4 separate regions of the Homo sapiens genome follow, and all the other regions are linked to region 2. Evidence: read pairs that join two places in POLR2A ChIA-PET (ENCODE). Cell type or tissue: MCF 10A. All regions are shown on one strand. Links, peaks and the distances in the headings refer to the core of each region. The heading gives the core; the rest is flanking DNA.

Region 1 (7,455 bases), core at 2,054-6,053, 170 kb before region 2:
ACTGAAAAGGCTGATCTAGAACCAGACCTCACATCCCCAACTTACACAGCCAGGATCTCCTGCCCATTCCCAATATCTGAGGCCCTGCTCAGACTCACAGCCAAAGCCTAACTCTGCCTGTGCCCAGTGCTCCCCCACACATGCCCTGGAGTCTCTTCTGGGGCCACCCTACTCTGAACCTTTTCAGGGGGCGCAAGACTGCCCAACTTCTGTCTGTAGAGCAAGCACCTCCCGGACCCCCGTGGAGCTGTCCTCGACAACAAAAGGGGCTCACAAACCCCGCCATTCCGCACCTGCAGAGGGGCCATAGGACAGCCCACATTTGCCTTGCCTGCCAGTTAGTGGGAAACCGGCCTTCCCGTTTCACCCTCCTGCTCAGCTCCCAGGGTTCACTACAGAGGTGAGTTATTCATTGACAGTGCAGTGGTGCCCGCTGCCCGCCCTGTTTTCTGTGTGTTGAGGAGGGGTGGGGAGATCCACCATTTACCAGGCACCTGCGATGACCCAAGGCGCTCATCGATCACCCACTTAATATGTCTGTGTGTGGAGAGGAGGGTCCCCCCCACCCGCCCGGGGGTCAGGAGGCTCGAGGTCCGCCTTTGTCAGTCCCACCGGGAGCAGCCAGAAAGGGCTGTTACTACTGAGGGGAAGCCCCGACCTCCCCACTCGGCTCGTCCTTGACCCTCCCCAACCCCCAGACCCCGAGGCGAGGACCCCATCACTGGCCCTGGGAGGGCGGGGAAGGGGCCGGCCGGTCCCCGGCGGCGACGGCGAGGAGGGGGCGCGGAGGAGCAGCTCCACCTCCTCAGTCTCCCAATCGCGTTCCAGGCGGAGTCGCCAGAGTTTCCCTTCGCGCGGAGAAGTGTGGTCCCAACTCTCAAAACCAAAGCCGCCCACCACTCACCCAGGCCGCCCCTGCCCGGCGGGATCGGGGCCCCGGCCCGTTCCACCTCGGGAGCCCCGTTCCTCGCCGCCCTGGCCCCGAGCCCCGCACTCACCACCCGGCCGGGCCCCGCGGGATGTGCGCGCCGAGGCGGGCGTCGGCCGCTCCGGGCTCGGGCTCCGCGCGCAGCGGCCTCTCCCCGGGTCTGGCGGAGCCGCAGCTGTTACCCGGAGACCGAGGGGCGGAAAACTGCGCCCGCTGCCCGCCCCTCCCGCGCGGCGCTGCCACCGCCGGGAACAAAGGAGACAAAGCCGCGTCGGCCGGGCTCGTCTCCGCTCCTTCCCCCTCGCCTGCCGGGCTGCCCTCCCCCCGCCCGCCGCCCGGGCCAGGCCGGAAGCAGCCCGGAGAGCCGGGCGCGCGGCCCCGAACCGCCCGGGACCCCGCATTCCAGCCCCGCGGGCTCCGCATCGGCCGAGGGCTGGGGACCCGACCCCTCCCGCACGGGGGAGGGCGGGGGCGGGCTGCACCGCGGCGGTCGCCATGGCAACGCGGGTCGCCCGGAGGGGTGAGGAGTGAACCCCGGGAGCCAGAGCCGCCCCGCCCCGTCGGCCTCACCTGCTCGCCTCCTTGGAACCGGAACTGGGAACTTTCCTGGTTGCCAGGAGCCGAGGCGGGGGGTCGCGCTCCGCACCCGCAGGTGCTGGTGGAACAGCGTCCCGGCCTCTTCCCGCCCGTCCAGAGCCGGGTAGCACCCGAGTCCCTCACCAGCCCGACCCGTTCTTCTGCCAGCGCCCGGCCTCGCCCCGCGCCCGGAGCTCCCTTTCCCTTCCTTACCCGGCTCCGGTGGTCATCCTCCCCAACTTTCTTTACCTGAACTCCAAGGCGCCTTGTTTCTCCCCTGCGCACCTGGCCCTGCCCACCGCCCCTGCTCACCGCCCCTGCTCCCACTACTCCCCAACAGCCAATCCCTCCTTCCGGCCCCCACCTCTGGCTGTTTGAGAAGAGCATGGGCTTTGGACCTGGGCTTGCGCCATCAACTAAACCATGTAACCTGACACCAACCCCCCCCAGCCTATTTGCTCACCAGTAAGTGGGGGTGATCCCACCTCTAGCGGGGCTGTGAAGGCAGGGAACCTGGGCTGCAGAGGCGCACAAGCAAGGGCTCACTTCCTTCCTTTCTTCCCAGCCCAGGACCCAGACCTGGACCCACCCCAAGCTGAGAAGCGTTGGGCAAGTCTGGGCTCCCTCACTGGCAAACACCTGGGCCTTCTGCGGGAGGAAACGCTGGCAGAAAGGTTCTCTCCTGGGGACCATTTGTACCCTGTGCAGGGCCCTTCACACCCTGGCATGCCCACGGCTAACTCAGGACCAGAACCTGGCCCATCCTATTAGGACTTTTGGAGGACTTTGGCTCAAAGCCATTGGCACAGCTTCCTGGGAGGCAAAAACGTCACAGGCATCATCTGAAAGCCTCCAAGGCCTCCACAGGCTAGGGGAGCCTCAATCAGGAGGTTCAGGTCATCCACACTGGCTACTGCCCTAGAGCTAGAGACACCCTCTTCCCACCTCCCACCAGCTATCAAGGGTCTCCTGTCAGGTCACCCCTTTTCCTCCACTCCCACTTCCAGCACCTGAGTCCAGGTGCTTAGCACCTTGTCTGCACCAGCATAGCAATCCCTCCCTGGATCCCTCACCCTTAGCCTCTGACCTCAGACTGCCAACCTGGCACCCCGGGCCTGTGACATCATTCTGCACAACTCCCCCACACCCATCACCACCCCAGCCAGGACAGTCTGCCCCAGTCCCTCACCCACTTTGGCTTTCCTGCCTATGTAGCTTGTAGCAGCCCCCTCCACATGCACAGAATCCCTCCCTCCCCAAATCCATTCATCCAAGCACACACTTCAGGACCTATCTCACCCCAGAGGAAACTGGGACTTCCAAACCCCACAACCCCTTTCATCTGTACACAGATACGCTACCTCCTGCCCTACAAGGAATGTGAACACTCTAAGCACAGGGGTCTTTCCATCCCATGCCATTCTGGGGAGCCATTACTCGCCAAGGATAGATTGACTGAGGGACCAGGTGCTGAGAACCTGGGGTGGGGGGCATTTGGGCCATGCTCACTGCCCAAGACTGAACACAGGCTCCAAGAAGAAAGTATGCCTTATGGGAAACACTCCTGACTCCACAGGCTCTGAGAGCTCTGCACAGGCACCAGTGAACGAGTCCCCACCTGCGGCCCCCCTGCATATAGCTACCCTGCGCTCTCAAAGGGGAGTGGGTTCTCTGGAATGTGCCTGACTTCCAATACTCCAACACCAGGACTGAATACCAGCCCAAAGCTCCTGTTTACTCAGGGCACACAAGGCCACCCATGGCCATTTAGTCAAGGTCAAGGGTCACTGTTCCCCTCTGAAAAGAGATCATACATATGCCCCACTGCACCTCCCACCTGTGGGAGACCCCCCCCTCCCTATCACTGCCTCTCCATGCACACTCCCGGTGTCCTGAGCTCTGCCTATGCCTGTGGAAGATATCCCCGGGCTGTGTGGGGGTGTGCACCCAGCCCCCGTGGCACACCACTGCTGCCCAAAGCAATCTCTGTACCAGGGATCCAGACTGGCCACCAATCCCTATACTTATGTCCCCAGCAACATTTATCAACCATTCTCCCAATCTCCCTTCCCTGCTCTCCTCTGATCACTCCTCCAGTACTAGAACCAGGAAGTTCTCCCCCACATGGTAGAGAAAGTGATCCAGGAGATGGGAAGCAACCATGGTCACGAAATGAGTAGGCAGCAGGCTAGGTTCCACTCACTGGAACTCCCAGGCCATCTGACACCGGACAGTCAGGTAACTGGAGGAAATCCAAAATGAAAATCTAGGCCTCAGGAGTGCATCCATAACAGTTCAGAAAAGAGGACAGAGAGGAGATGAGAGAGGAACTAAAGGGGGTGACTACCCCAACTCCAGGCCCAACCTTCAAGTCTTGGATCTTGATTCTTAATGAAAAAAACTCAGTCTGATTGTTTTAAATAATAAAACTCAGGATATTTTAATTGGACATTAGCACAAAGTTTTGATAATTAATGTAAATGAACCTTGTCTACAAAGCGAAGCATGCCTGCTGGTGAGCCACACAGATACTGCTCCTTCAGATTGAGGTTGTACATGCCCCCAAAGGCTCGCTTCATTGCTACGATTCTCTACTTAAATCCACATTCACAGCTATTGCCTCAGACCCTCTGGAGGAGGGGCCAGGGGTTAGCTGGCTTTGAATAGCATGTAGAGCACAGGCAGTGTGGCCACAAATGTCACACAGGTGACCAGGGTGCTATAGATGGTGTTCCTGTTGACTTGGGCTTCTAGTCTCTGCTCCGTGTCTGACAGTGCCAAGATCATGCTCCCCTGCTCCAGCAAGAAGCTGGGCATAGCCCCGTCTGCTGGTTCCACCAGGCCTGGGTGTGCTGCAGACTTTACAAGCTGAACCACCCCAGCCATTTGGCTACAAGTCTTTTCTAGGCCATCAAGCTGCTCTCGTAAGCCTTCTAGACATGAATGGACTTGCCTGGAATGACTAAGCTGCTCTTTCAAGGCAGCTGAAAGGACATCTACATCTCTGTCTCTGGTCGGGGGACTACCTGCCTGTGACCCAGAGTCCTGCCCTGGCCCAGCAGCATGTACCAGGCCCCTCAGGTCCACCATGAGATTGTGGAGGTCCCTCTGCTGGCGGGAGTAGCTAGACGCCTGTTCTCGAATGGCCTCTTGGAGACTCACAGGCCCCTTCTGCGCCTCCAGGAGTAAAGCCTTCAGCTCCTGTAGTCGCACACGGTTCACATAGGTGGAGCCAGCCACACCAATCAGGGCCCCCAGGACTGAGCCAATGAGGGACCAGTTCTTGGTCCTCTCAGCCCTTGTGCGCTCCTTCTCATGACTTTCCCGCACAGCTGCAGAGAAGAGGGAGAACTTCTCTCGCTCAGAGTCTTCTGCACGCAGATAGGCTGTGCGAAGCCTCTTCTCCTCCTGCAGAAGCAAAGCCATGTTATTGGATTACATGGGCACAAGGTGGCCCTGCAGCTATAGCCACCAGCAGATGGCTCACTACCTTGTGCCTGGCAGAGTACATGTTCCATAGACCCATGCTGAATGAATGAAGGTAGCACCAACCTGGCTGGGTCAGAAGGGCAAAGGAATTGGGAGTGATCAAAGTGAGTTGCATGATCGTCCCACCTGAGCAGTTCTGGGTTTGACCAGAGGTGCACTTATGTCTACACAAAGGGAAGTGTCCAGCACTCCCTAGGCCAGCCCCTCCATAGTTCTCCTTCCTCAGCATTCTGAGTCCCAGGCTACGCTGCCCTGAAGAGTTGGCCCCAGTACTCCAGAAGAAAGTATATGGATAGACTCTGGAAGCTTGGGGTTCTGTCCATCCATAGGAGCTTCTGGCTCACCTCTGTACCAGGCCTCTGACTACAGACCAGTCAGGGTTCCCACCCGGCCCCTCCATGATCTGCCAGGCTAGGGTCACTGTCCAGGTGCGAAAGGGCTGCCTCCTGAGGTGCCTACCTGCAGCATCCTGTGCTCGAGAGTAGCCAGTTCCAAGTACTGACTGTCCTCCCTGGAGACACGGTCCAAGCGGTCCCTCACCTCCTTCAGCTTGGCCTGGTGAACTTCCAAGTCCTCCCGAGCCTCTCGGACAAGCCCTCGAGCCACCATGAACACTTTCTCAGCCTGCAAAGAGAAAACCGGAGGCCATCTGCACCTTCTCTCCACACCCACACAGGCTCAGCTGCATTCCCAGCAAGGCATTCCCAGAAGAGGTCACTGGGGTGTGAGCTGCAAAGGGTGGAAACGGAATTCCTTAGACACTAATCCTGGCTCACCCAGTGGTGCTCAAAGTGCAGCCTTGGGCCACACCCATCAGAATCACGAGATTTAGCCATTCAAGCAGAAATAACATGCCCCTGAAAAAACTTGAAAACAGCTAACAATGCACACAATTTGTGTCCATCAAACCTGTGTTGGTAGGCTGTTTCCCGTGTGTTGCCTTATTTATGCCTTATAACAATGCCATGAAAGGCACTGCTGTGGCCTCCAGTTTATAAACCCAGAAACACCAGCTCAGCCAAGCTCACAATCTCCAAGGAAAGAGATGGCACTGTTTGTCTCAAAGTCCCAGCTGAACCCCAGGTTCTTCCCACCACGCTACACTACTACATGCCTAAGCAGGAGTGGGAACAGAGATGACAGAATGCATTTCTGCCACCACAAAGGACTTGACAACCACCACCAGCTCTTTCCACCTCACACTGTGACATTTCCTAGTGCCCTCTATCTTCACAAAAGATGTTGTAATTACACACAGTAACAGTACCGCAGCAAGCCCCACGTAACTCTCACCATCAATCCCCAAATGGTCCACAAAGGAAGTATTTGCTGGCCTCACAGAGTGGATGTTAGTGGCCAGGGACTTACTGGTACACAGTAACTGTTTTCGGGGAAAGTAGGTGGCACAGTTACATGGAGACCTTCACCCCAGAAGCATCAAGCCCAGGTTTCCACGTGAGAAATGAGGCTAAACACAAGTCTGGATGTGGCTACCCAGCACCACGTGACTGGTTTGGCACATTTCCCAAGTCAGAGGGCGGGGCCAGCCACCCCAGCTCCCCTCCTCACCTCTGTCACCTTTCCCTGGGCCTCTCGAACCTCGTTGAGTCCAACAAACTCTTCATATCTGTCCCACCAAGTCTTGGCTGTGGAGGTCGCTCGTTGCTGAATGCTGTGCCCCAGGGCTCTTCCCAGTGCTGGGAGGCGGTGGTGCAGCCCCAGGGCCACCTCCTCAGGTCTTTTCTCTCCGGGCTGGCTTGGGCCTGGGCTGCAGAGAGTCCTGGTCATGAAGAGGTCCCTTCCAAGGAGGCCCCTCCGAACCAGTACGTGGGGCACACCCACGATGTGCTGCATGGCAAACCCAGGGCTGCGCCCCATCATCCTGAGATCTGTGAGGGGGACGCCAGACAGGTCAGCTCACAGCTGAGAAAGGCTGGACATAAGTCAGTTTTGAGGCCTAGGGACAGTTCTGAACAGACTAATCCCCACTCAAATCATCTAAACTGAGCACCACCCTGTTGGGCCCAGAGACTGTGGCCCCTGTGGCAAGAGGATGGTCAGGCTCTCCTCTGGGTGCTCTTGGACAATGGAACACAGTTGGGGACGAGCCTCTAGGATGCCATACCTTCCAGTGCCCGCCACCATGCCACACAAAGCGGACCCTTCCCTGCTACCCACTTCCCTACATCCTCCAGGTCTCTCTGCTGTGACTTGAATGAGAATCCTGGTGCCCAGGTTTCTGATGTCAAAGACAGTTTTTAAACCAGACTTGTACACATGCTGACAAAGCCCCACAAAGACGCATAAATACTCCCTGCAATGTTGTGGAACTCAGGGGAATTCAGGAAGACTAAGATCCAGGATCATTTCTGTAAAACAGCCTCAAAACCAACTCCCCAGACTCTCCAAGGACTGCCTCAGCACAAGGGAAGCAGAGTTTCAATTCTGTGCAAGGACCTAAG
Region 2 (5,191 bases), core at 1,192-5,191:
CCTGCAGGGAGGGGGCCGCCCATCTGTGGAGGGCGGGACCACCCACAGTGACAGCTCATCTCTCAGGAATCGAGCCCTCCATGCCCCAGGCCAGGTCCCCCTACCTACATGTCCTCACCCACAGGCATCCTCTCCTTCCATCTACTTTTCTTGTAGGTCCCTGCCACCCATCTCCCCTACCAGGCCGAGGTCCCCTTGGGCCCCTTCCTCCTTTCCTCACTGCCCTCATGGTACCTGTAGCTTCCAGCTTCATAACTGCCCCCTACCTTACTCCTGTCCCCTTACCCAGGCTGACTTCACACCCTCCCCCAGCTTCGCTTCTGAGGCTGTGGACAGTCCTCCAACACACACCACGCCAGGGCCACTGTCCGAAGGAGGTGGGGCTCTGTATATGCATATCTCTCCATTAGATGGGTGACACTAAGGCAGAGAGGCACTGCTAAGAAGGGCAGGCCCCCATCTGGGTCCTGCTCCCCCTTTTTTTCCTGCTAATCCTGAATAACTCTGGGCAGCCCAGAAAGCACATCTATACTCACCAAGGCTGCTGGGCCCCTTCTAATATGCCCGGCCCCACAGCCTCCCCTGGGATCCACAGGGAGATATGGGGACAGCACTGGCTGGACTCCTCCACAGCCCGAGGACTCTGGTGTGGCCAGAGCTGGAGGCAGTGAAGACCATCCATGCTGCCTGCTTTCCTATTGCCCAAGGAAGGCTGGGGCTCTATCCCTTATTACTGACCCCCCAAACTATCCTGGGGCATAGTGCTATGACCTTATTCCAAGGTCAGGGTCTCCTCAGCCATGTCCCAGGACCCCCCATCCCTGCAAGGTGTGCTCCAGGTGGGGGGCTGCAGAGAACCAGGTATGTTATCACACAGGCAGCCCCTTCCCCCTAAGACTGTCACCTCCTCCCGTGCAGCCAGGGCGGGCAAGAGCAGGCCAGTGGCATGGACAGTACGGTACAGACATATGTGCACACGTGGGCCAGTCTTAGGGGAGACAGGAGGCCCAGCTGGGAGGGTGGGTGCTCAGGCAAACCTCATCAGAATTGAGGTGCCTCCAAAAGAAAGGACAGGCTGCTGTGAGAGGGTCTCTCAAAGGGTGCTGGGAGAGGCTGTTGAGAAGGTAGGAGTAAGGTTGGAATGACTCCACGTCTGGAGCTTCTATGAGACTCACGAGCAGGAGTGTGGCCCTCTGAAGCCCCAGCTCTGGCCTCCTGGGAGGAACACAGCCTAGGGCACAGCCCGAGGCCAGTGCCTACCTGCAACCCCATCAGGGCGGTGGAGCCCCCAGAGCACATCCTTCTCCCTCCCAAGCTTTCCCTGAACATTTCCTTCCCTGGCCTCAGTCACTACCTCACCCCATCTGTTTCCAACCAGGGCCTCTTTATCAGGTCCCAGCCCCACACATCCCACTGTACCCTGGACACCACCAAACTCCTCACTGGACTATGGAAGATTACCCTCCTCCAACCCACTCGTGCCTCCGCGTCTCCCAGCCCTGCTGGGAATGTAGTCCTCTTTGTGTCCCCTACAGCTGGCTCCAGTTCGTGTGGCCATGACCTCTGTTCTGCCACAGCACAGCTCACCAAGACTGATACAGAAATATGGCCTGAGAGTCCCCATGCTGAATCTCAACTCTGACCAAGTCACTTCTCTTCACAGTAACCTCCAACACACCTCCCCAGCATGGCTCCAGGGTAAAGACCAGAGTCCCTGGCTTGGTACGCAAGGTCCCTTAGAACCAGACCACTCCCAGCAACTCAAGCTCTCGTGTCCAGCACACCTGTAGCCTCTAAGGGCCAGGCTGGGCTTAGAAATGAAGCCCCATCCTCCAGGAGCTCAAACTTGACAACAGACTTGGCACTTGTTCCCCTGCCTGGGTGTTGCACCTCCATGAGCACCCAGGGTTGGGCCTGTCAGGGTTCTGCGCTGCCCAGCATCTTCTCTCCAGCCGTTCACAAAGTAGAATGATCTGCGCAATGCCCCAGTCCCGGGCCGTAGAAGGTGCTTAACAAATGTCTCCGAATTGGCAACGTATGGCAACCAATGGTGAGGGAAAGGCAGTGGGGCAGGGTGATAGTGATACAAGGGTTCCTTGGGCTACTTCCAAGCTACGATGCTGGGGGGACTTCTGAACAGCCATCTTCTAAAAGACCTTGTCCCAGCACCCTGCTTGTGACTGCCAGGCAGCGACTTCCTCAAAGGAAAATTGGGCCCCTCGCTTTCAACTTCCCCCTGGGATCCCAGAGAACCTGACTGTGGAAGCACTGGGGGGTGCAGGAGGAGCAGCCTACCTGCGCACCCACCATGGGGACCAGAGCCAAAAGAGATAACAGAGGGACTAGGTAGCTAAGAGCTGTACCAGGTCCTGGCTGCCTCAGGAAAATGGGGAGGGGATTGTCAGGCCAGCAGCTCTGGACTTGCCTGGGACAAATGTAGTAGAGGGAGGGGGCTCGGGCCCCACTGAGCTCAGGGCTATTCTTGGAGCCTGAGTCAGCGGAGGCAAAGGATTCCTGCCCTGCTTGTCCAGGCAGCAGTTAGAAACCAAATGAGAACACTATGCCCCAGGCTATCCTCCTCCCAGAATGCAGAGTAAACACACACAAGAGGCATCCTTGGAGACACCCCTTGGCCCCTTCTGGTCCACCAGGGACCACCAGGGGGTGACTTGGCACAAGGTCCACAGTGAGGGGTTTCCCACCTGAGCCTGCAGGGATTCCAGGCTGGGACTCCTACAGGGGCAAAGGCTGGGTTTACACTTCCTATGGACTCCCACAGCCCAATCTTGGGACCAGCTGGCTGAGGAACTCCCCTAAGTGGCTGAGTGGAAACATCTGGGCTCAGCTCCCTGTAGGCATCAAAGACTTCCGGCCTCAGCTGCAACCCCCACGCTTGCCCCTGGCTGAGGACACATCAGCCTGTGGGAAGGCAGGAGGATCCAGGAGCCACAGAACTAGAGGGAAGTCCTTGCTCCCCATCTACTGCCCCATGGACTCCATGCCAATGCCAAAAGAGGGATGACACACTTCTCAGCAGAGGATTTTATTGGTGGTCACCTGTGGCACAGGTTAGAGGAGCCGAAGTGCTGTGTTTGTGGTGGGGGGGGGACCACAAACCCCGGCCCTGCCCTCTTGCTTACATAGGCTTCCCGCCTAGAAGCGCAGCCAGAACATGCCGCTACGGATCCGGTTGTAGTCTGGGAGCTGCTCAATGGGGCCTGTGGGGATAGGGTGGAGCGTCAGGGTGGGGTACCTGGCCTGCACAGGGACACCTGGCCCTGTGCCGCACCCAGCTCGGAGATGCTGCCCAGAGCAGCACAAGACAGGCTTTGAGTGGAAAGAGAGGAGAGAACATTCCCCCAGGGGTGCTGAGCCTGTCCCTTCATGTTCTGGCCCTTGAAGCCCCACCCCACATGGAGGTGCCCGTTACCTGACGGGTGCAGGGTATTGATGAAGGCACCTTGGCAGGCAGTCAAGGAACTGCTGGGACAGGTTTTCTGAGCAAGAACTCCCTGGCAGCCAGGGGACTGGGGAGAGCTGCTTGGGGCCTTAACTGGCTGCTCTGTAAGCTGAGCAGCAGTGCGGGAGCAGAGGTGGAAGGGGAGGCCAAGAGAACGGCCTGAGGAAATAAACAAAGAGCAGACCCCCTAGGCCACTTACCATATCCAGCCACTGCTGGGCACTGGTCATAGATGTACTTGGAGCAGATCTCACGTACCACACTGGCATCCACCTCCTGCAGGGTGAGGCAGAGGGCATACTGGCTAACGGGCACCTGGCCACCACCTCAGCCAGTCAGCATCATCCAACTAGCAGAGATCTCCCACAGGCAGCATGCAGCTGTCCCCAGCCCAAAAGAGGAAAGGCAGAAGGGATCCCTGCTATAGACCTCCATGGGCCCCGCCCATCTCCACAGCCATCAGCACCTATGCCCTGCCCTCCCACTATGCTACCCCTGCAGGTGACAGCTGCCTAGGACACCAGGGATGCCTATAGGAGCAGGCTGCGCTATGCCAGGCCCCAACCCTACACCTCCCAGGTGTCTGCCAGGCCAAGACTCCAGAACCTCTCCCAGGGGTCCATGTTACCGCAATCCGGCTTTCCCATTCAGCCAGGGGGATGCGGCGGCCATAGGTCAGGAGGCTGCGTCCGATGTCCTCACACACAGGAGTAGTGCCTTTAAGGGTGAGAGAAGGCTCAGAGGTCCACCCAGCCCAATCCTGGACCCACAGGTACACAAACAATCTCCAGCCTCAGGTTGACAAGGACCTCCCTGACCTCATGCTGACTCAGATCACAGCCCTCTCTTCTATGGTCACCTATTATGGCAGTGATGGGCTGTGGACCTGTCTCACACCTGCCTGCATCTCCAAGGGTGGGGTGATGGGGCATGGCGTGGTCTTCAAAGTTTTCCTTTCTAACCTTGGTTAGTTAGGAGCAGTGGCCACCTTGGTGCTGTCGCTGGCAAGATGTACTCTACCCCTCCCCGCTGAGCTGTAGGACTCACCATCTAGATGAGATACCAGGGCATTTCTGAGGATGTTTTTGCCCCGGGCCACCTCACTCTCCGTGGCACTGGTACACAGGCGCATCCTAAAGTGGGGGGGTGGGTGGTATTCATTCTGAGCCAGTGTGTCATCTCTCAGCCTCCCACTGTGCTGGTTAAAGCCGCCATCCCACCTAGGAATACCAGGCTGCCACTTACCACTGCCCTTGCAGGACGAACATCATGTCATCGATTTTCATTCGGTCACAGACAAAGTGTGCACCCAGCAAGCCCGTCTCTGCATAGCAGATGCTGAAGGTCTGGAAACTCTGGCATAGCTTGTTGGCCACAGCACCTGAAGCCAGTGGGCTGGACAGGTGCTGCCAGGGGGATAGGTGGTCAGCACCCACCCTCTTGTCTTCAACGCACACTGTGACCCCCACGCACAGGAGCACACAGCCCCAGCACCCTCTCTTCCCTGAAGGCGAGGTCCCATGCTCGCGCTGGCACTCACCACGCCACCACCATAAGTGCAGTCATAGTGGCCGATGATGGCATTGGCCACTTGCAAGGCCACATTGTCCGGGCTGGCCCAGCCAGGACCCTCTACTGCAATGGCCACGTGGGCAAAAGGTAGAGCATCATCACGGTGGCGGATCTGAAACAGTACATGACAAGGCTGAGGAACAGCCAGACTGCCAGGGG
Region 3 (7,455 bases), core at 1,480-5,479, 65 kb after region 2:
CGGCCAGCATCCTGCGCCCTGATGCGCAAGGCATACTCTCTCTCTGCCTCGAAGTCCAGAGGTGCCACCACCTGGATCTCGCCAGTGAGGCTGTCGATGGCAAAGTGTCCACGGCTATTGCCACTGATGATGTTGTAGTGCACCAATCCGTTGGCGTCCTTGTCCCGGTCAGTGGCCGTGACGCGCAGCACGACTGTGTGGGGGCGCACATCCTCGCGCACCTGCGCCACGTAGCGCTTCTCGCTGAACTGAGGAGCATTGTCGTTCTCGTCTAGCACAGTTATGTGTACGCGCACAGTGGCCGAGCGCGGCCCGGGTTCCTGGCCCTGGTCGCTGGCTTCCACCACCAGCTCATAGCTTTCCATGTGCTCGCGGTCCACTCGGCCGCTGGTGCTGATGAGGCCGGAGCGTGGATCAATCTCGAAGGCGGCGGCAGCTGCAGCGCGCGCAGCTGGCGGCCCCACGAAGCGGTAGCGCAGGTTGGCGTTGGGGGGCGCGTCGCCGTCAGTGGCACGCAGCTGCAGGATAGGGTAGCCCTCCTCCACATTCTCGCGAAGGGTCTCCCGGTACTGCGCTTGCTCAAAAACCGGCGAGTGGTCGTTGCGGTCGGCTACTGTCACGGCCACCATCGTGGTGGCCGAGAGGCGCGGCGACCCGTGGTCCTGCGCGGTCACACGCAGGTAGTGACGCTCCATGCTCTCGCGGTCCAGAGCTGCCGCCGTACGGATAAGGCCGCTCTGCGGGTCGATGCTGAACAGCTCCAGCGAGCGGCTGTTCATGAGTGCCGCCAGCGAGTAGACTAGGCGCCCGGCCTCGCCGGCGTCCGGGTCCTGAGCAACCACGCGTAGCACCGCGGTGCCTGCTGCCTCATTCTCCGGCACCAGCGTCTGGTAGTTGTACTGCGGAAACTGCGGGTGGCGGTTTGCGGCGCGACGAAAGCGTGCCCGGTTCGCCGAGGTTACTTTCCTGGCTTCAGGACGGGCCGGGAGTCCCGGGGGACGCGGCCCGGGGCGCTGCGGGAGGAAGCGGCAGCGGAAGAGACCCCGGGAGCGCATGCGCTTGGGCGCCGGCTCGGGAGCTGTCCGAGACTCGCGGGGTGCTGAACCTGATGCAGGAGCTGTCCTCGCCGTGCGTGGTGCTGAATCCAGCTCGGGGCCAGATCCCGAGGCCCCTGGAAGACAGTTCCGCCGGGGGGCTGTCCTTTCTGCTCCGGATGTCGTGGCTCTCTCGCCCTGACCCTTGCTCCCTGTTGCCCATAATTCCCCACAGCAGCGCGCGGTGCCCACTCTTTTGCGGGAGCCTGTCCCAGCGTTCCGCTGGGAGGACACCGGCTTGGGACCGTGGTGCCGAATCAAAAAGTCTGAAGGGAGGGGCGAGCTGTTCCCCGAGCCCGGGACCCCTGAGGACAGAGCCCCTGGTGACAGACTACCTCTTTGCAAAGGTCCTGTCCGCCCGCAAGAGGAGACCTCTGGGCGCCAGTATAACACAGACCCTGGTCCCTGTCCTGTCTCTCGTTCGCGGCTGCCCAATGGCTGGACGCCGTGTTCAATCCCCAGCTCCTCATTCGGCTGCTCAGGGGGCCCTCGACTATTCCGGGCGCTTTGCCTTCTCCCTCGGAGCCCCACGAAGATAGGCTCCCTGACCCCCAGGCCAGGCCCCCCATCCTCCCGGACCCCGGAAGACTCCGGACAAAGAGCTAAGGCTCCGCCACCGATATGCGCCCTTGGCCCCGTAGTGGCAGCTAAGCCTGGGTCCCAGCCCTGGTGCCCACCGCCCCCCAGCTCCTCCTGGCTGAGGGGGAACAAAGAGAGGAGAAGGAGCAGGAGTATGGGGGTCGACCGTCCCCCGAGGCCCCGCCACGGCGGCCGCCTCGCCATCATCCCCCGCCTCCCTGCACGGCCTCCACCGCCCCCCGCCCCGGTCCGGGCCTTGGGCTGGCCCCGCCGCTCGGGCCCCCTCCCGGGCCCCTGCCGCCGCCCCGGGCCCCCGCCCCTCCGCCTGTCTCTCCGCACCCCCGCCGCCCTCTGGGCACCATCTACTCCGCGGCCGGAGCCCCTCCGGCGTGCGGCCCTGGCTTTTTCCGCCCCCACCACAGCATCCCCGACGCTGCTGCCGCCTCCCGCCGCTCCAACATGGCTCCCGGCCGCCCCGATGGTTCGCTCCACCTCTGCCCCGGCGCCCGAAACACGGTGGTACAACCCATCGCGCATGGCAGCTCTGAGGACCGAAGATGTTGCCGCCATCTTTATTGAGGACGTGAGCGTTGCTCCTGGTGCTGAACAGAGCGCGAAGGTTCGCCGTCGTTGGGTCCGCCCTCCCCACTTTCGGTCGCCGCCTTCACCCACCTCCCTCCTTCTAGGGCGCTGTCCCAGCTCCGTCTCCCAGCCTTTTTCTGTCCTTCCAGATCTCTTGTTCCCCCTTCCTGACCACTAGTTCTGAACCGTGTCCCGGATTTTGGTCTGAAATTTTGGTGCCCATGAGCGTTCTCATAGCTCTGGGAGGGGGTACTGTGTGAAATCCTGGGGTAGAGGGGACGATGGCTGGAGAGGGGTCTGGGGTGCCAGCACCCCGAACAATAGCTTTAACTATCCCATCAGCTAGTTTTATGAAACATGTCGCGACCACCTGCTTGTTTGGATCGCCCCTGCGGAGCAGGGACCAGAGATGACCCTCCCGAGGCGGGAGCAGAGGCCAAATTCTTCCCTGCCTTGCTGGTCCCCAGCAGTCTCCCGGGCTCGGGGCCCCTTCACTGGAGGCTGCACCCCCTCCCAGGCTGCGAGTCCCGAGTGCTCTGGGATGCCACGTGGAGCCCGGCGTTGCCCCATGGCTGCGGGCCCCGCTTCTTCGGGTCCCCGCCCCTCGTCCGTCACGACCGCATGCCTTAACCCCTTGAAGGGACTGACACAGAAACTCAGTCCTCCCCCCACCCTCGGTGCATTCCAGCTCTCCCTGCGTAACTCCTGGCACGCGCCGGTCTCGCCAGGCCAATGGGTGGACCTGGCGCAACAGACGTCACGAGAGGAGCGGAGGCGAGGGGTGAACGCGGAGCACTCCAATCGGTCAGTCATTGTTTCTATTGGCACAATGGGAGGCCCCGCCCCTCACGGCGGACTCATCGCATGGGGGAGGGGGCTCCGCGGGTTGCCGGCTAACCGTGAGAGAGTCCGGGAGGTACACTATACGGACCGGCCTCCAAAGGCGGAATCGATAACGAGCTGCAGCGCCGGGTGCAGAGGACGCGGGCATCCCGAAGCCCAGGAAGAGGTCAGGGCCGGGACCCCAGAACGCTCCACAGGGTGCGGCTCCCGCGATGGGGTGGATCCTGGTTCTAACAGGCGAGGAACTCCTGGCCAAGGCCTCTGGCCCGCCCCGAACGGTCCCTATGACATCACCATCAACCAATCAGTCGGCGCATCCTTTCGCCCCTTGACTGCTCCGCTTCCGGGAGGCGGGGCTTCTGCGGGTTCCACCTCCCGAGCGCCCCTTGTGGCTACCAAGGTCAGGCAACAGGTGTCCAGTTGTTCCCTCTCCTGTCTACGAATCTGAGGACCTCCCCAGGATCAGAGCTCTGGGCCTGATACACGGCCGGGGTTCCTACGGGTTTGTGAGTGGGGGTGGAAGATCTGCAGAGGCACTTAGGGCTGAACTCCTTTGAATGGGAGCCAATCGGTGCAGGGGCTGGAGGAGCGAGTCCCCCAAAGTAGTTTTATTTATCTATTTAGAGACAAGGTCTCACTCTTTCGGAGTGCAGTGGTGATCACAGCTCACCGTAGCCTCGAACTCCCCAGGCGATTCTCTCACCTCAGCCTCCCGAGTAGCTGGGACTACGGGTACATGTCATCACACTTGGCTAATTTTTGCATTTTTTATAGAGACAGGGTCTCACCATGTAGGCCAGATTAGTCTTGAACTCCTGGGCTCAAGCAATCCGCCCATCTTGGCCTCCCAAAGTGCTGGGATTATAGGTGTGAGCCACCGCGCCCGGCAACCCAGAAGTGGTTTTGACAGCACCAGCGCTTTCTGTGTCCACAATCTAGTGAGTAGAGGGCACAAAACCTGACACCACGGAGGCAGACAGGCAGGGGCTCTGCCGGGGAAGGGTGTTGGAGTCCCAAAGGAGGCGTCTGAGTCACCTTCGCAACCTGGGACGCCTTCTTGCATAAGATGCCTGAGCAGTGCCTTGAATGACCAAGGGGAGATCCGCATCTGCAAAGGAAGGGCAGGGAGGGATAGGGATTGGGGGTGGGCATCCTAGGTCTTGGAGACTGTGTGGGCAAATGTGCAGAGACATAAAGGGACTATGGCTGAGGGAAATCAAGCCCTGCCCTCTCACCAATAGGGCTGGCGCTGGTCCCAGCTAACACTCCTTTTGGAGAGCAAAGCTCCTCACTTCTGAGTAGTGAGATTGATTGCGGATCACTCTCCATGTTGCTGCCTGCTGTGTGTCATCCCACTGTCATCCTCCCTTTGTGGCTGTTCTGTGGAGCCCCTCTCCCTCAATCTGCACTCACCTCTATGCCCCAGCCCCATTGGCAGCTCCTAATGCACTCCCGGTAAAAAAAAAAAAACAAAAACCAGATGTTAGTGATAGTGGTGGTAGTTCTTCTCTCCACCTCCAAATCTTGCCCTTGCCTCCTAATAAGACCCCTATGTGGTTTAACCTCATTTTTTTTTTTTTTTTTTTTTTTTGAGATGGAGTTTCACTCTGTCACCCAGGCTGGAGTGAAGTGGTGTGATGGGGCTTCACCATGTGATGGGGCTTCACCATGTTGGCCAGGCTGGTATCAAACTCCTGACCTCTAGTGATCTGCCCGCCTCAGCCTCCCAAAGTGCTGGGATTACCGGCATGAGGCACCGTGCCCAGCCTATCCTCCTTCTCTTATCAGCTCCCAACTAGAGGTCCACCCAGGACCCAGAGACCTGGATTTGAGGCTGCTGGGCGGCAGATGGAGCGATCAGAAGACCAGGGTAAGGGTGTGGCAGATACTGCCACTAACACTTCTCAGCCTTTCCTTCTCCTGCCTTTTCCACCCCACCCTGTGTTTGTCTACTCCCAGCCAGGTGTACCTTTCCAGGGGAAGACCTGGCCAACCTGTCCAGCTCAATTATCCAGCAGTTCTTTGACCTCACTGAGATCTCGAGTCCATTGTTCATCACCTCAGCTATTGACCTGTGTCATTAGCCTTATAGAGTTCAGTGCCACGGAAACTCCCTGCCCTGTTCTTTTTCTTTTTCTTTTTTTTTTTTTTTTTGAGACAGAGCCTTGCTCTGTCGCCCAGGCTGGAGTGCAGTGGCGCGATCTCGGCTCACTGCAAGCTCTGCCTCCCAGGTTCACACCATTCTCCTGACTCAGCCTCCCGAGTAGCTGGGACTACAGGCGTCCACCACCATGCCCAGCTAATTTTTTTTTTTGTATTTTTAGTAGAGACGGCGTTTCACCGTGTTAGCCAGGCTGGTCTCGATCTCCTGACCTTGTGATGCTCCCGCCTCGGCCTCCCAAAGTGCTGGGATTACAGGCATGAGCCATTGTGCCCGGCCTGCCCTGTTCTTCTTAGACAAACTTGCTGGGCTAAAATCTAACCCCGTTAAAATAGACTATTTACGTATTGTTTGCCTCTAGCGCAGCAGAACATTGCTGGAGAAAAACAAACAACCGTGCTAATTGGTCTCATTTTATATTCATGACCACAAGCCTCAGTATTATATCGGAGGGCCTATCCAGTGCAGTAGGGCAAGAAAAATAATAAGTTATGAAGATTGGAAGGGAAAAAAAACTAATTCACAAGCAGTAGGATTGTATATGTAAAAATTTCAAAGGAACCTATAGGTAAGTTGTTAGAATGAGTTCAGCAAAGTTGTTGGACACAAGATCAATATATAAAAATCAGTTGCAATTTCTATATGTCACCAACAGTTAGAAAATAAATTTCTTGCCTGGGCATGTTGGCTCAAGCCTGTAATCCCAGCACTTTGGGTGGCCAAGGCGGGCAGATCACCTGAGGTCAGGAGTTTGAGACCAGTTTGGCCAACATGGTGAAATCCCGTCTCTACTAAAAATACAGAAATTAGCCGGGCGTGGTGGTGGGCACCTGTAGTCCCAGCTACTGAGGAGGCTGAGGCAGGAGAATCACTTGAACCTGGGAGGCAGAGGTTGCAGTGAACGAGAAAAAAAAATTTTTTTTCTTAAAAACAATGATGTTTACAATAGCATCAAGTAATATCAAATGCTGAGGAATAAACCTAATGAAAGATGTGCAAAGACTACATACACACATACAAAAAAACTATAAAACATTATTGAGGGAAATAAAGACATAGGCCTGGCATTGGTGGCTCATGCCTGAAATCTCAGCACTTTGGAGGGCCAAGGTGGGTGGATCATTTGAGGTCAGGAGTTAGAGATCAGTCCGGCCAACATGGTGAAACCTCATCTCTACTAAAAATACAAAAAAATTAGCTTGGCCAGGTGCAGTGGCTCACACCTGTAATCCCAGCACTTTGGGAGGCTGAGGCGGGCGGATCATGAGGTCAGGAGATCGAGACCATCCTGGCTAACACGGTGAAACCCTGTCTCTACTAAAAATACAAAAAAAAATTAGCCGGGCCTGATGGCGGGCGCCCGTAGTCCCAGCTACTCGGGAGGCTGAGGTAGCAGAATGGCGTGAACCTGGGAGGTGCAGCTTGCAGTGAGCCTAAATTGCGCCACTGCACTCCAGCCTGGGTAACAGAGCGAGACTCCGTTTCAAAAAAAAAAAAAAAAATTAGCTGGGCATGCTGTTGTGCACCTGCAATCCCAGCTACTCTGGAGGATGAGGCAGAAGTGCCTGAACCTGGGACACAGAGGTTGCAGTGAGCCAAGATCATGCCATTGCACTCCAGCCTGGACAACACAGCCAGACGCTATCTGAAAAAAAAAAAAAAAAAAAAAGTAAAAAAAATGAGAAATAAAGACATAAATAAAGTGAAAAATTGTTCCAATATTGGAAAAGTCAATATTATAAAGGTGCCAATTTTCCCAAATTGATATATGGATTCGATGCAACTTCAGTTAAAAATCCCACTAAATTTTGGCTGGGTGCGGTGGCTCACACCTGTAATCCCAGCACTTTGGGAGGCTGAGGCGGGCGGATCACAAGGTCAGGAGATCGAGACCATCTTGGCTAACATGGTGAAACCGTCTCTACTAAAAATACAAAAGTTAGCCGGGTGTGGTGGCGGGCACCTGTAGTCCCAGCTACTTGGGAGGCTGAGACAGAATGGCGTGAACCTGGGGAGGCGGAGCTTGCAGTGAGCCAAGTTGACGCCACTGCACTCCAGCCTGGGCGACAGAGCAAGACTCTGTCTCAAAAAAAAAAAAAAAAAAATCCCACTAGATTTTGTGTGTGTGTAAACTGACAAACTAGATTTAGCAGCCTGAGCAACACAGCAAAACCCCATCTCTACAAAAAATACAAA
Region 4 (4,000 bases), core at 1-4,000, 110 kb after region 2:
GGTGTGAGCCACTGCACCCAGGCTCATTCTGGTTTTAATGAAGAAACCACAGATTTTAACTGGAGTGATTACATGAAAGTCATACAATAATGTAGCTTCTTCCCCCAAAACAGCAGATTGTTCCAAAAATCTGGACAAATCTCAGGTTTTCCATAAGGGACACAGTAGCCTCTCAGCTGCTTCTCCTTTCTAGAACCACCAGCACAACTAGCTGCCCTATCTCTCTGCCTCGTCTGACCAGGTTTCTGGAATGACAGACTAGAGGGCTCCAAGGTAAAGGGAACAGGAAGAAGGAACTTTCAGTCTACCGAGAAATATGTGTATCACCAGCCTGGGCAAGATGGGGACACCCTGTCTCTACCAAATAAAAATTAAAAAAAAATAGCCAGGTGCAATGGCGCATACCTGTGGTCCCAGCTACTTGGGAGGCTGAGATGGAAGGGTCACTGGAGCCTGGGAGGTCAAGGCTGCAGTGAGCCGTGATCACATGACTGTACTCCAGCCTGGGTGACAGAGCGAGACCCTGTCTCAAAAAATAATAATAATAATACATAAATAAATAATAAAAAAGAAATATGTTTATCAGAATAACCTGCTAGAATTATAAAGAATTTAAGCAATTTTAAAAGCTTCTCGCTAAAACAATGATTGATTCTAAGGTCTCATATGTCCCCTTTATCAATATATCAAACTTTATTTTGAGATGGGGGCTCACTATGTTGCCCAGGCTGGCCTCAAACTCCTGGCCTCAAGTGATCCTTCCGCCTTAGTCTCTCCAAGTGCTAGGATTACAAGGCATGAGTCAACTGGCCAAATTTTCTTACAAATAGCTGAATGTATTCTATACACATACCAGGAATTTTCAGTTCTGTTGTAAAAGCCAGTTACCCCTTTTTCAAGAACAATTCTCAGTCTCCAGTCTCCCACCACATTGTAAGAAACTAACTCAACAGGAACACAGAGAAGCAACTCTCTCAGACTAAAGCCAAAATTGCTTACAGGTCTCAATCTATGAGGGATTTTTGCAATCCTTGAGTCATGGTTCTTTCATATGCCAATAAGTAATGGTTCCATAGGGCCCGTGTGGTGGCTCACACACGTGTAATCCTAGCACTTTGGAGGCCAAGGCAGGATGACTGTTTGAGCCCAGGAGTTTGAGAACAATCCTGGCAAAATAGTGAGACCTTGTCTCTACAAAAAATAACCAGCCAGGTGTGGTGGTACATGCCTGTTGTCCCAGCTACTCGGGAGGCAGAGGTGGAGGGATCACTTGAGGCTGCAAAGCTCAAGGTTATAGTGAGCAGAGATTGTACCACCATACTCCAGCCCGGTGACAGAGCGAGACACTGTCTCAAACAACCAAAAAAGTAACGGTCCATTAGCTTCAGACAAGATTATATGTTTCCTGCCAGTGGGCAATGTTTACCCCATTTAGCTCTTAGCTCACTGCCAAACCCAAATGACACATGAATTCATCCTCTGAAATAAGGGATGCCAACAGTGATTCAGTCCCAATGGGCAGCCACAGAGGCAGGGCATCCCGGACCTGCCCAGGCAAGCACCTGAGTGCTGCATTTGCTGGAGCAGGAACAAAAGTGTACCCTATGCAGCACTAGTTCCTGCGACCAAGGGAACTCTGACAATTTCCTCTGGGTCCTTTCAACATCTCGCTTAGACAAATACTCCTCGCAAGGGTCTGCAAACTACTCCAGGTTCGTGGCAGCAATCTGGCAGCTTGTATCACCCAACCCACTTGGCCTGAGTGCAGTCAGTGTTCTTCCAGACCAGCCCAGAAAAAAATGAGATACGATTCTGAGAAAAGTCTTAAGACTACACCAGTCAGGCTGGGCGCGGTGGCTCACGCCTGTAATCCCAGCACTTTGGGAGGCCAAGGCAGGCAGATCACGAGGTCAGGAGATCGAGACCATCCTGGCTAACATGGTGAAACCCCGTCTCTACTAAAAATAAAAAAATTAGCCGGGCGTGGTGGCAGGTGCCTGTAGTCTCAGCTACTGGGGAGGCTGAGGCAGGAGAATCACTTGAACCTAGGAGGCGGAGCTTGCAGTGAGCCGAGATCGCACCACTGCACTCCAGCCTGGGCAAGAGAGCGAGACTCCATCTCAAAAAAAAAAAATTAATTAATTAAAAAAAAAAGACTGCACCAGTCACAGCACTATGTCCTAATAAAGAGACACCTGCCAATTATGCTTCAGAAGTCCTGAGTTAGCTCTCCAAAATAAGATCCAGAAAAATATTTTAAAATTTTTGTTACAGAAATCAAGTTCAATTGCATTCACAGTTCCAAAGCAAAGGTCACACTGATCTCTTCAGAATCACCCAGTTTGTGAGGAAAGCAGTGGATTCAGTCAATCAAGATCGCACGCATTTGAGGCCAGGCACGGAGGCTCACACCTATAATCTCAGCAGTTTGGGAAGCTGAGGCGGGAGGATTGCTAGAGCTCAGAAGTTTGAGACCAGCCTGGGCAACACAGTGAGACCCTGTCTTCACAAAAAATGTTTTAAAAATTAGCCAGGCTTGGTGGCATGCGCCTGTAGTCCTAGCTACTCAGAAGGCTGAGGCAGGAGGATCACTTTAGCCCAGAAGGTTGAGGTTACTGTGAGCTATGAGATTGTGCCACTGCACTCTAGCCTGGGTGACAGAGTGAGACCCTGTCTCTAAAAAAAGTAAAAATAAGATTGCATTTCAGGACCAGCAGTGAAGGTCAACAAGGTACTTCCAGTTTTAACATCTTACTCTTCTCTCGCTCATTACAAGGAGCTTAAGTTATTTTCCAAAGTAAAAACGGTCTTTGAGCGTGAGATAAATCATCCTAGGGGTCCTGTCCCTTACCTTTCCCAGGCCTCACCTGCCCCAGTCCTGCTGTTCATGTTCATTAGTTTAGTTTTTTTTTTGAGACGGAGTCTCACTCTGTCGCCCAGGCTGGAGTGCAGTGGCGGGATCTCGGCTCACTGCAAGCTCTGCCTCCCGGGTTCACGCCATTCTCTTGCCTCAGCCTTCCGAGCAGCTGGGACTACAGGTGGCCACCACCACGCCCGGCTAATTTTTTGTATTTTTAGTAGAGACAGGGTTTCACCGTGTTAGCCAGGATGGTCTCGATCTCCTGACCTCGTGATCCATCCGCCTCGGCCGCCCAAAGTGCTGGGATTACAGGCGTGAGCCACCGCATCTGGCCTTGTTTTTGTTTTTTTAACACAGGGTCTCACTCACGTCTCCCAGGCTGAAGCGCAGTTGGTGTAATCACAGCTCACTGCAGCCTTGCCTTCCTGGGTTCAAGTAATTCTCCCATCTCAGCCTCCCAAGTAGCTGGGACTACAGGCACATGCCACCATGTCGAGCTAATTTTTTGTTATTTTTAGTAGAGACAAGGTTTCGCCACGTTGCCCAGGCTGGTGTCGAACTCCTGGGATTAAATGATCCGCCTACCTCAGCCTCCTGAAGTGCCAGGATTACGGGCATGAACCACTGAACCAGGCCACACATCTATTAGTTTTTAAGCCCCAGAATCTAAACCTGTCAGCTGCCAACTGGCACCCCTGTAAATTCTACCCTCCCAAATCCCCCAGGACCTTGTATCCTGGATTTACAGTCCTCCTCTGGCCTTCCCAGTGTAAATGCAGCATTCTGACTAACCCATAAAGTCTTCAACATGAGACCCTGGAAGTTGCTGTGTTAGTTCCAAAGGCCCAGCAGAGAATCTACGAAGGGCAGAGGCAGCCCAAAGACCTGAGGAAGAGACAGACACTTTTATCCTCATGCTCAGATACAAACACAAAGCAAGAAAAACCCAAGCCCTTCAGTAGTGGGTTTGTAATCAACTGGGCTCTCTCTCCTTTAGAGGCACTTGCCTGGAAGAACAGATACTGTTCAAGGAATGACACCTTTTACTGCCTTACAGGTAAAACTTCCATTCATAATAGATGAAAAATTGAAAATGTTTAATAAGAATTAACTAATTTAGGAAGATCATAATCTCAGCAA

The links. ChIA-PET counts read pairs that join two places held together with the same protein. Peaks named below come from ENCODE experiments on the same cell type or tissue, not always from the same donor. Only the 100,000 strongest peaks of a DNase experiment are listed, where the experiment ranks them.
Region 1: POLR2A ChIA-PET joins it to region 2 with 14 read pairs; 2 of 35 experiments call an interaction of 5 or more read pairs at or near these places.
Region 3: POLR2A ChIA-PET joins it to region 2 with 50 read pairs; 10 of 35 experiments call an interaction of 5 or more read pairs at or near these places.
Region 4: POLR2A ChIA-PET joins it to region 2 with 13 read pairs; 2 of 35 experiments call an interaction of 5 or more read pairs at or near these places.

The regions. Positions count from the first base shown.
Region 1 is chr3:48,428,255-48,435,709 of GRCh38, forward strand. CCDC51 (coiled-coil domain containing 51) reads right to left here. Exons shown (of 4, transcript NM_001256964.2): 2 at 6,563-6,882; 3 at 5,453-5,617; 4 at 3,919-4,912. The coding sequence starts at 6,874. The coding sequence ends at 4,154. PLXNB1 (plexin B1) reads right to left here and starts at 1,832. Exons shown (of 38, transcript NM_001130082.3): 1 at 1,754-1,832. RefSeq lists silencers at 786-865, 946-1,545 and enhancers at 1,786-2,779, 4,133-5,332, 4,449-4,498, 6,529-7,371. In MCF 10A, for the core only: a CTCF peak has its summit at 4,860; DNase peaks (open chromatin) are centred at 4,437, 4,717 and 5,727.
Region 2 is chr3:48,595,975-48,601,165 of GRCh38, forward strand. UQCRC1 (ubiquinol-cytochrome c reductase core protein 1) reads right to left here. Exons shown (of 13, transcript NM_003365.3): 8 at 5,001-5,144; 9 at 4,706-4,866; 10 at 4,508-4,593; 11 at 4,089-4,177; 12 at 3,661-3,736; 13 at 3,028-3,218. The coding sequence ends at 3,154. Among named protein-coding and RNA genes, the nearest start is that of COL7A1, 3.2 kb to the left of the region's middle. RefSeq lists an enhancer at 5,058-5,191. In MCF 10A, for the core only: no CTCF peak of the experiment used is centred there; DNase peaks (open chromatin) are centred at 2,527, 2,907 and 3,277.
Region 3 is chr3:48,660,755-48,668,209 of GRCh38, forward strand. CELSR3 (cadherin EGF LAG seven-pass G-type receptor 3) reads right to left here and starts at 2,132. Exons shown (of 35, transcript NM_001407.3): 1 at 1-2,132. The coding sequence starts at 1,880. LINC02585 (long intergenic non-protein coding RNA 2585) reads left to right here and starts at 3,014. Exons shown (of 3, transcript NR_111921.1): 1 at 3,014-3,059; 2 at 4,887-4,968. RefSeq lists enhancers at 2,138-2,327, 2,198-2,783, 3,098-3,457, 3,518-3,587, 3,954-4,538 and 2 more. In MCF 10A, for the core only: a CTCF peak has its summit at 3,492 (motif pointing left); DNase peaks (open chromatin) are centred at 2,267, 2,997 and 3,397.
Region 4 is chr3:48,707,715-48,711,714 of GRCh38, forward strand. All of the region lies in intron 1 of IP6K2 (inositol hexakisphosphate kinase 2), which reads right to left. Among named protein-coding and RNA genes, the nearest start is that of IP6K2, 7.5 kb to the right of the region's middle. In MCF 10A, for the core only: no CTCF peak of the experiment used is centred there; DNase peaks (open chromatin) are centred at 1,067 and 1,517.